Regions from separate parts of the Homo sapiens genome. Here region 2 is linked to region 1. Evidence: chromatin loops called from intact Hi-C (ENCODE). Cell type or tissue: Caco-2. All regions are shown on one strand.

Evidence for each region. A loop is a pair of places that touch in the nucleus more often than their neighbours do. Peaks named below come from ENCODE experiments on the same cell type or tissue, not always from the same donor. Only the 100,000 strongest peaks of a DNase experiment are listed, where the experiment ranks them.
Region 2: it touches region 1 in a loop (9-fold over the local background); 21 of 110 quality-filtered maps call a loop at or near these places.

What each region holds. Positions count from the first base shown.
Region 1 is chr7:11,209,667-11,214,666 of GRCh38, forward strand. No RefSeq gene overlaps it. Among named protein-coding and RNA genes, the nearest start is that of PHF14, 240 kb to the left of the region's middle. RefSeq lists enhancers at 2,510-2,559, 2,650-2,699. In Caco-2, a CTCF peak has its summit at 2,621 (motif pointing left); a DNase peak (open chromatin) is centred at 2,625.
Region 2 is chr7:10,937,314-10,942,313 of GRCh38, forward strand. It overlaps COXFA4 (cytochrome c oxidase associated subunit FA4), which reads right to left and starts at 2,840. Exons shown (of 4, transcript NM_002489.4): 1 at 2,703-2,840; 2 at 1,495-1,583; 3 at 777-834. The coding sequence starts at 2,744. It overlaps LOC107986767 (a long non-coding RNA gene), which reads left to right and starts at 2,943. Exons shown (of 3, transcript XR_001745091.3): 1 at 2,943-3,418. RefSeq lists enhancers at 2,823-3,092, 2,977-3,897 and a silencer at 3,123-3,372. In Caco-2, no CTCF peak of the experiment used is centred here; DNase peaks (open chromatin) are centred at 2,878 and 3,198; H3K4me3 peaks cover 2,844 bases.

The DNA.
Region 1 (5,000 bases):
TTATCTATGATTACTTATATTTTTAGTTATTGTGAGCTAATAATAAAATACACCTGGGGAGAGAGTTTGTCAAGGTGCAGAGGGGAGTGTTTGTATACTCTTGGTGGCAAAGTCATTTGGTGCATTGTTTTAGGAGACAGTTTGGAAATATGTAGTTGAATTTAAAATGTGAACTCCCTTTGATCATGCAATTTCACTACTAGGAAAACTCTTCTACTGATATGCTTGTATAAACATGCAAAGGTAGATAGAAGGATGATCACAAAAGTGCCCTTTAGAAATGAGAAATTGAAAACAAACTAAACATTGGTCAGTAAAAGAATTGATTAAATAAATTATAGTGCAACTTCACGATGAAATATTACTCAGTATTAAAACAAGTAGTGTGCATTGAAAAAAGCAAGCCCTAGAACAGTTTGTGGTGTATAATTCCATTTTAAAATATATATACATGTGTGGATCCCAGTAATGAGCACCTGCAGTCCCAGCTACTCGGGAGGCTGAGACGAGAGGATCCCTTGAGCCCAGGCATTCGAATCCAGCCTTGTCAACATAGTAAGGCCCTGTCTCTAAAGAAGAACAAAACATTACACACACACACACACACACACACACACACACACACACACACACGTATGTATGTGTATATTATTATATATACCTGTGACATTTCTGGAAAGGAATAAAAAGTTGGAACTATCACTCTGGAAAATGTAACTGAGGGGTGGTTGTAGAGGCGAAAATTAGATACTATTGTACAAGGTGAAAACATAGTACCAGCATCTTTTACTTATGTAAATTTTAAACACTCAAAAATAAAAAGCGAAAGGGACTATAATTATCTTTCAGGATTTGTTTTGAACACAGACTGCCTCAAGATAGGTAGGTGACCCAAATGACTAACTGAGGAACATCCTTTCATGTGATCTTATCCCCACTGAGTAGGTGTTTCCTTTCTTCTTTTTACATTCAGTATAATTTTCAGCAACTGCAAAATATGTCAAGAAGGGGGAGAAGTAAATTGAGTAAAAATGGTTGTATGGAATTAGAAGAAAACACCTATAAATGGTAGGGAAAAAAGCCTTGTTGACAGTCATCAACCAAGAGGAGTGTACCATCTACTTTGAAATTTTTTCATTTTATTTTAAATTAAAAAAAATTTTTTGAATGGCTGGAGTTCTAGCAGCCAACTCGCTACTCTTGACTGCCTTTTCTGACTATTTTTGTCTGAAGCTACTGACAATGCTATTTTGACTGAACTCATGGTCATTTCAACCACATTTAATTCTCAAGAAGTAGAAGTTCTTGTTAATATTCTTTCCCATGTATAGCTGTTGCTGATGTTCTCGCAGGTGAGGGGGAGCCAAATTGTTTAGAAAGAACAGTATCTCCAGTTCTTGGAAGGATTTTGAGCTGAGAGACCACCAGAGATGTCACCACTGTTTGATGTTACTTGCAAAAAAAAAAAAAAAACAAATTCTTTTCAAGAAGCCTATACATAACTGGTTAAAGTGAACTTTTTGATTGAATGAACACTTTATTAAATTGACTACTTCGCTGGTATTGTGAAGTATTTTCTATGTGTTAGGTCCTGCTAGACACTGGGGGTATAAAGATAAAAGTACGTATTCTTATGAACTTTACAATATAGTTGGAGAAGTAAAGACATGATCCACAAATTACAATATAACATGTTAATTGCAAGGAAGTGAGTGGGTACAAGCTGTAGTCAGCAGGAAACACACACGCTGATATTTATAACTGAAAAACACACGGTCACTTTAGCTTATTAATTAGGCTGGAAAGAATCTACTATGTAGAAACCATCCTAAGCATTTTCTAAGAGGAGCTATACGTTGTTGTAAAATCAAAACCTAATGGTGGGGATGGTGATCCTGGAGGGGAAAAAAAAACATAGAATGTCATGACTGTCCATTTATGACACTCATCCTGTTTTCATTCTTGGAAGGTCCTCTTTTTCTCCAGATAATGTTGCTATTAAAAACTCAGTGTCCTTTTGTGTAGTTTTACAACTTAGGTAATTGAGAAATATTTTCCTTCTGAATTTTGCACAAGAAACAGACAATTAGATTTGCACTGCTTGCAAAAACTTAGGAAATTTTGAGGCAAAAGTAGTAGTTATTAATGAATAAACAAGAGAGCTTTTGACATCATTAAAGACCACTAGATTCCTCCTTCCTGTTTTAAAGCCTTCCACACTTCTCAGTTCCATTTACTTTTAATTATATGATTATGAATAAATCACATAAAAATAATAGATCTGGGTACATTAATTATGTATTGAAAGACAAGTAGATCCAACAGATTAAACAGAATAGAATAAGTGTGTGTATTTAGTGATTTTTGTTTGGCTGTCTGCTCTAACAAGCACCACCCAAATTTACTGTTGTGTGCAGAAAAAAGAGAGAAAAAGGAATGTGACAGGTAATTCTAGGACTGTGTTGAACTGAAAAAAAATTACATAATTAAATAGCTCCAAGGTGTACTGTATAACAGTTCTTATTAGTTCTCTAGTTTGATATTTGGGGCCCTTCGGAATGAATGTGTTCTAGCTTTCTAGAAGGCTTTGGAGTTAGCCTTGCGCCATCTGCTGGATCATGTTAGTATTTGCATCTGCACTAGAATGGGGTGTTGGAAAGACATTCAGATTCACATTTTAATGTCTTTTGCTACTAGCCATGGCAGAGGATCCCCCACCATTTTTTTTCCAGCTTATAGCATTTTCCTCTGAATGTGCTTTATCTTCTCTCTGTCTTTGCTGCCAGGAAGATGCACCTAATTAAGCAAATTCCATTTGTTTTTCAGATACGGTGTGTCTAAAATATGGCCTCTGCAAACAAATGAGATGTAGAGGACAGTGGGCGGGTGCACAGATCTGAGCCTCCTCCCATGTGCTTGCTTGGATGCTTATGTCTGTAGGCAGGGGACAAAAAACATAGTCAGATAAGCTGAACTACTAATGTCTTATTTTATTCTTTCTGTTTTTATAAAACATCTTGTAAATAAAGGTGTCCTCATTAGGTTTTATTCGGTAAATGAACTTTGTCTGATATAAGAAACAGGGAAATGTTCTGGTAAAGAAAAAAGGAATTGCTAAAACAATGAACATTTAAATTATTAGGTTTACAGAAAGATCAACACTTGAAATTATGACTGATAATTTCTTATTATTCTCTGATAACTAGACTGCTTTTGAAAACAAATCATTGGCTAAACATTTCATGAAATTCTCTCAAGGACTGGGATGAATTCCAAGATGGCTTCATTGTTATATGTAAACAAAGGCAAATAAGCAAAGCTGCAGAAAAATGCCCAGAGGACATTTTCTCACTGGATAAACACATGAGGTCTTACTGGTCATGGGTTAACTACTTCACATATTTTAGATCTTTAAATTGCTGGAGCACTCACATGGGAAACAAGTATAGCCACTGTTTTTATGATGAAGATTTTGCCATAATTTCTTTGTTTATCCTTTTGTCATTTTGTGTGCATTGTGGTACTCGTGGATGAGTGTTATTGGTATTTCTAACTGCACTGTAAGTCTAAAAAACTGCAGTATTCCCCATTTGACTCACCAGTCCCCATTTAACAAGTTAGGAAAAGAAATGAATTTGAGACACTGAGTTCCTGTCTTACAAATTGTGGGATCTCATGGAAAATACCAAGTCAGACAGCAAGTTAGCATTTTACACTTTTAGGATAATAGGTCAGCAGGAATGCAGCACAGGAGAAGGTGCAAAGGTCCAGAGACTAGGGACATAAGGATCTGACAGCTTGCTGCAGTCTTGTTATGCAAGATCAGCTGTTCAAGAGCAAATCTGTTAAATCTCACATTTACTTCTTGTCTGACACTGGGGTTGGCCACTCAGCAGATGCAGATGACAAGAGGAAGGCAACTGTAACAAAACAGAGCCTTGCATGTCAGGGAAACTTCTGTCATGGCCCGTTTTCATTTAACCTCAGCACTGAGTCCCATTAGAGGAGCCCTCTAAACACCTCTCTGAGCTGCTTTGATCTGAAAAGACTGAGTTTCATGAAACTTGGGGAAGAAATAGAAAGTATGTATATGAATAACTATGGGTGAAAAGTCTTGGATGAGGCCACTTTCAGAAGACATTTGTTATTTCAAGAGTGTTTGATTTAAATAGGAGAGTAATAGAATAGAATAATAGCGATATAAGTATATAGGAAGTAAACTCCATCATTACTAAGTAAACAGCTGCCATCAGCAACTTTTCTATATAGTCACAGCACCTTTGAGGGCTCTCTTTGCAGCAACAAATGATAGGAATGGAAATTGGTCCCTTCCTTCACCATATATGTACAGGTGATCCTTATTATTTGCGGATTCTGTGAATGTTGCGTATTTGCGACTGTTGGGGAACATGGAAATCTACAGTTTAAACGAAGTTCCTAGATGATTCCTACATTATAACATTTGCAAACATAATTGTAGGCTCCAAAAACAGAAGCTTAGTCATTGACAAGCTGTGGTCACATGGGAAGCTCAGTACAGCCTTCTTTGTCTTCCCCTACCCCTCACTCCAATGGTAGATACTTATAATGTCTGGAACTTGGTGGGTTTATGGACCTTTGAGGCAAAAAGCAGACAAAACACTGGTGAGTTCTCTTCTTAGGAGTTGTTATGGATATCCTAGATCTTGTCTTTGGGAAGGCCTAGAAAGTCAGAGATCTGAAGCAGACAGAGTAAAGTCACTGACAGCTCCAGTCCCCTCTACCCGATTTGAGATCATGGTCTTTATGCCTCCACAGCTCTGCTTCATGAAGACAGATGGGGAACAACCCCAGTGCATTCAGTTCAACCATCACCCTGTGCCTGGCCCTTCCAGATGTACCCTCAATCCTTTACCTCTAGCCTTCTCTTCCACCACTCTCCTCTCACTTACTTTGCTCCAGCTGGACAGGCCTGCTAATTGGTCCATGAACACAGCGCACTCATTCCTGCCACAGGGCCT
Region 2 (5,000 bases), 270 kb before region 1:
GTTCTGTTGCCCAGGTTGGAGTGCAGTGGCGTGATCCTGGCTCACTGCAACCTCCACCTCCCAGGTTCAAGCGATTCTCCTGCCTCAGCCTCCCGAGCAGCTGTGATTACAGGTACCTACTACCATGCCCAGCTAATTTTTGTATTTTTAGTAGAGATGGGGTTTCACCATATTGGCCAGGCTGATTTCCAGCTCCTGATCTCAAGTGATCTGCCCGCCTCAGCCTCCCAAAGTGCTGGGATTACAGGCATAAGCCACCGTGCCTGGCCTGCCCTTGGTTTTGATGCTGTGCAGGGTCTTTGTATGCAAAATTTTTTACACATAAGGAAGGTTATGTTTGGGGAATCAATAAATGGTCTCAGTCCATGAAATCATTCTCTAGAAGAGTAGTTCCACAGACTACTCTAAATTCTCATGCCCCACAAAAGACCAGCTGAATCAGAATCTCTGGGGATAAGGCTGAAGAATCTGTGTTTCAACAAGCTCTATGTATAATGAAGTTTGAGAACACTGTGTTAGACTACCTAAGAACTAAGAAAATGGTAAATGATAGCTATACTATTTTTCCTTCTTTTCTTATACTAGCAATTAAATACCTAGCAAAAAATATTTATTAGAGCAATATACCATTTTCATTTCACAGAACTACCTAACAGCTCTTTAAAGTTCAATATAATGGAATTTTACTCGTATATCCAGTTTCAAGAAAACCCACCCCATGACAAAACTTATTACAACACAATTTCTAACAACTTTAAAACAATTTTGTAGTTTACCTTGTATTGATCATTGGGACCCAGTTTGTTCCAGGGCTCTGGGTTATTTCTGTCCCAACTAAAAGAAATAAAACATTACGACTGTTATAATAATAAAGCACTATTTAGTGTTTTGTACTAAGAATACATTTTTGAACAGATCAATCTTATTTTCTATTAGATGAGGTATGGTGTTATTTCATTATGAAGTTGAAACAGGTAGAGGATCTATAATAAGCAATCTCATGTAATCAATTAGAAAAAAGGTAGAACACAGAATCCCTATCACAAGATACTTTTTATCTGGCTTTCACAAAACCTTTCCATTTAATTAATAAAGTGATATACAGAAAAGTGCATAGAATAATGATGAATCAATCTTTTGATTGTCTATTGTTTTTCAACTGCAAATGTGCAAGTGAAGGCAAAAAACATTTACATGTGCCGAGAACCATGATTATTTTATAAAAACAATTATTTTTATGTCAATCCTCAAAACATTACAAGATTTGGTATTAGCAGTTCTACTTTACCAAAGAGAAAACGAGACTCAGAGAAATTAGATAATTTCATGAACCAAAAAAAGTAAATGAAAACAGCAGATTTGAGATCTGAACTTATTGTATGACTGTAAATGTAACATTCTTTCTACTACCCTAATGTTATCGCCCTACAGAGACTGTGGCTCCTAAACTGCCTTGATCAGCTATCAAAGTTTTAAACATTTTTAAGTACTTACCAAACATCTGGATTGAACAATGCCAGACGCAAGAGATACAGTGTTGCTCCAGTAGCTCCAGTTCCAATAAATACAAAGAGGGGGATCAACTAAACCAAACACAAAATAGAATAACCATCTTCAAATACTTAAAACACTGGCCAACGAGAGATTACAGTAGTTTCTGCACATTGATTTCCAAGTCTCAAACTGTTATTGGACTGTTTTGTCTTAAAATTTAAATAAAGTAGATCTTACATTGAGGTAAGATTTCTTATAACTGTGTTCTAAAGAAAGAAATGGAATTTGGAAAGGATGTTAAGATGACTCTGGTTTAAGTGTCTTACTTTTTAATGTGGAGCAAATTATAGGTACATTTTTAAATTTCCAAGAAAATGTATCGAGTCTTCTTCACCTCTCTAATATTTACATGTCATTCCCATTAAATTTTCTGGCTTCCTTTATCCTGGGGCTTGAAAAACAAATTCTTTGCAAATTATTTAAGGGTGCCTCTATAAAGATGTATGAAAAATAGAATCTGAATAAGTAAACGTATCTATTACAAATACTGGCTTTAAGCATTATCTCTGAAAACGTAATGCTACCAATGCTTGCTGCGTATTTAGGGAACCGGATTTAAGACAGATTAAAGATTGCATAGACTTTTAGCTCTACAGCACATTGATGTGCTGAGGAAAAATGAGATGCCAAAGAACTTAACTGCAATTTCCACACTTCGAAATTTTCCCAAAAGCAACGACGTCCAGACAAAGTGAGGATTCCAAGATCACGGACCCCTCTTATTTACCAAAAGGCCTGGTGGTGCAATGCGGCGAATACAAGAACCTCCAGAGATGGTATAACACATAGGGAACCTGACCTATGCTAGTCTCTGACCCACACAGCGCACATCTATCCCTCCTGGACCGCACAACCTGCAAAAGAGAGCGGCCACCAGACTGTTCCAATATTCACTAACTAGAAAAAACTAGGTTTTTTTTCCGAGCAGTGTCCGTCTCCTTCCTCCTGTCAGACAAAACCCCACAATGCATGGCGTAGAGGGTCACAGAGGCCTGGGACAACTAAGATGACAAACACTAGGCGAGGCAGGGTCTGGTCTGACGGACGGTAAGTGGCTGTAAATGAGGACGTTCCCAGGGAACAGAAAGAGGCGCACCCCGACGCAAGAAGGACAAGGGAAAACATTAGGAGAGCGGTCACGAACTTACGCTCGGATGCTTCTTGGCCTGACCGATGATCTGGCGGAGCATGTTTGCGGCAGAGGTCTCCGACTGGAAAGGAGAGAACCGACCTAGCCACCAGGCCCTAAGCTAAAAATTATCTGCAATGAGACACTACGGACTTCCAAAGTCACCCAGGACCTCCTACCTGAAGGACCCTTGGCTGGGAGGGCAGCTTGCGGCAGGAGGGCCCGGATGCGACTGTCTTTAATAGTGCCTGCTTAGATCTAACCCCTCATATGTTCGTCCTGACCTGGTCGGACCATCATCATTCCACTTCATAGTGAAATGCCTTCATTGCCGTGCCATGCATATTTCTGAGGGGAATTTTTTTGGTCGAAACGAGGACTCTTCGATTGACCAGACAGGCACTTTCCAAGGGTGCCACGTACTGAGGAATGCGGTCGGAGCGTGGGCGCACGGGCCGCGCGCTCCGTGAGTAGGGGGCCTCTCCCGCGGCGCCTGAGAGCCGGGTCCGCGCGCAGAGGCCCTGGGGGCGCGCGTGCCGGGTGCGCGCTGGCCAGCTGTGACTGCCGCTGAGGGAGCTGCGCGGCGCCTCTGGGAGCCGAGCGCCGGGCGCCTGGAGGGCAGGTCGGGCCTCTTGCCGCTAAGGTCAGCGGCTGCGGTTTGAGAAGACTGCAGCTGCTTCCTGTGTTACGCTGTCGCAGACAAGCAGAAGTTAAAAACTAGTAAATGACTTAAAGGTGATAATAGTCCTGGCAGTGTATTTCTGAACCCTCAGATCCTGGCCCTCGGTTGAAAGTTCGTCGCCACAAAGACCTTTCCAACACGCCACTATCCCCCGTCCCTGGTCCCAAATTGCATCTTTAAAATGTGTTTTCAATGGTCGTGTAGCTACAGATAATCTTTCCCACTACCCCAGTCGAATTTTCATTTGTCTTTTGTTTTGTTTTCTTCGTTGTTTTTTTTACCCGAAGGACTTCCATAGGACAGGCTTTGCGGGGGAGGGTGGGGGGATTGGGATAAAATGTACACTCTGAACCCTCTCCAATCTCATACGTAGCTTAAAGCATTAATCAAATGATCAAGCAAGTATTAATAATTGGGACTAGAAATCATAGGAGAAGGCTCCACCGGAAGTTACACTAGCTCTGAAGGAGGAGCGGACATTAACCAGGTGAAAACGGAGGATGCAGGTGTACAGGGCGGAGGTAATAACACGTGAAGGTCTGAAGCTATTGAAAACCCGAGGGAGCTGTATGAGGTCTAGTGTGGCTGGAAAGTAAAAGGGAGAGCAAGGTGGGGATCAGATCTGCTGGGCCAATAACCGCTTAAACATCATGGGTTTTATGTTGAGAGCTTGGGAAGGTTGTGTTTTTAAATGATTGCTTTGTGAATAATTGATTAGAAGGGATAAGCGTGAGAGGGGAAAGACCTATCAAGGGGCCATTGCAATAGTCCATAATCTGTGTGACAGATAATGGTAGCTTGAACTAGTGTAGAGAATGTAATGATGAGAAAAAAAGATTCCAGAGATGTTTAGAAGGTGGCACCAACAGGACTTGGTGGTTGGCTCTCCAGGAGTGAGGAGAGAGAAGTTAAGAATAATTTCAGAGGTTCAGTTTTGAGCAGCTCTGTGGTTGTTGATGCCAGTTATTGAAATAAGCCGTAGAGAATGATGTATAAGTGCCTATGTAAAATTCAAGTGGATCTCTATGGGGCAGAAGAGAACTACACTATAAGTATAAATTTAGGACTCAGTTTACTGATAAGAAATGAACCCATGTGACTGAATGAGATTACTTAGGGAGAGAAAGTTGACTGAGAATTTAGACAGAGGACACAGAGCCGAGGAATTCCAACATGCAATGCTTAGAAGAGGAGGTATGGCCAGTAGGTAGGAAAAAAAAAATAGATGGTAACTGTTAAGGTGATATGTCATGAAGCTTATCAAGACTGGTGTCTTTTTTCATTCATTCAGCAAATCTTTCTTAAGTACCTACTCTCCACTAGGCACTGTTCTAGCCACTAGAGTTATAGCAGTGAACAAGAAAATTACTCTGCGTTGCTAATGGAGCTTACATACTAATTGAGGAAGACAAACAATAAACAAATGAGATAATTTTTAGACAGTGACAAGCCAATAAAATAGAATAATGAGACAGACAATGACATGGAAGAGGTGGAGGAGAGGAGGTTACTTTAAGTAGACAGGACAGGGAAGGTCCGTCTGAGGATTTCTGAGTTGAAACCTAAATGAAAGGAAGGAAGTAACCTGGTAAAGATGTGGGAAGAACACTAAATTAGTAAGAGAAATGGCTTTGA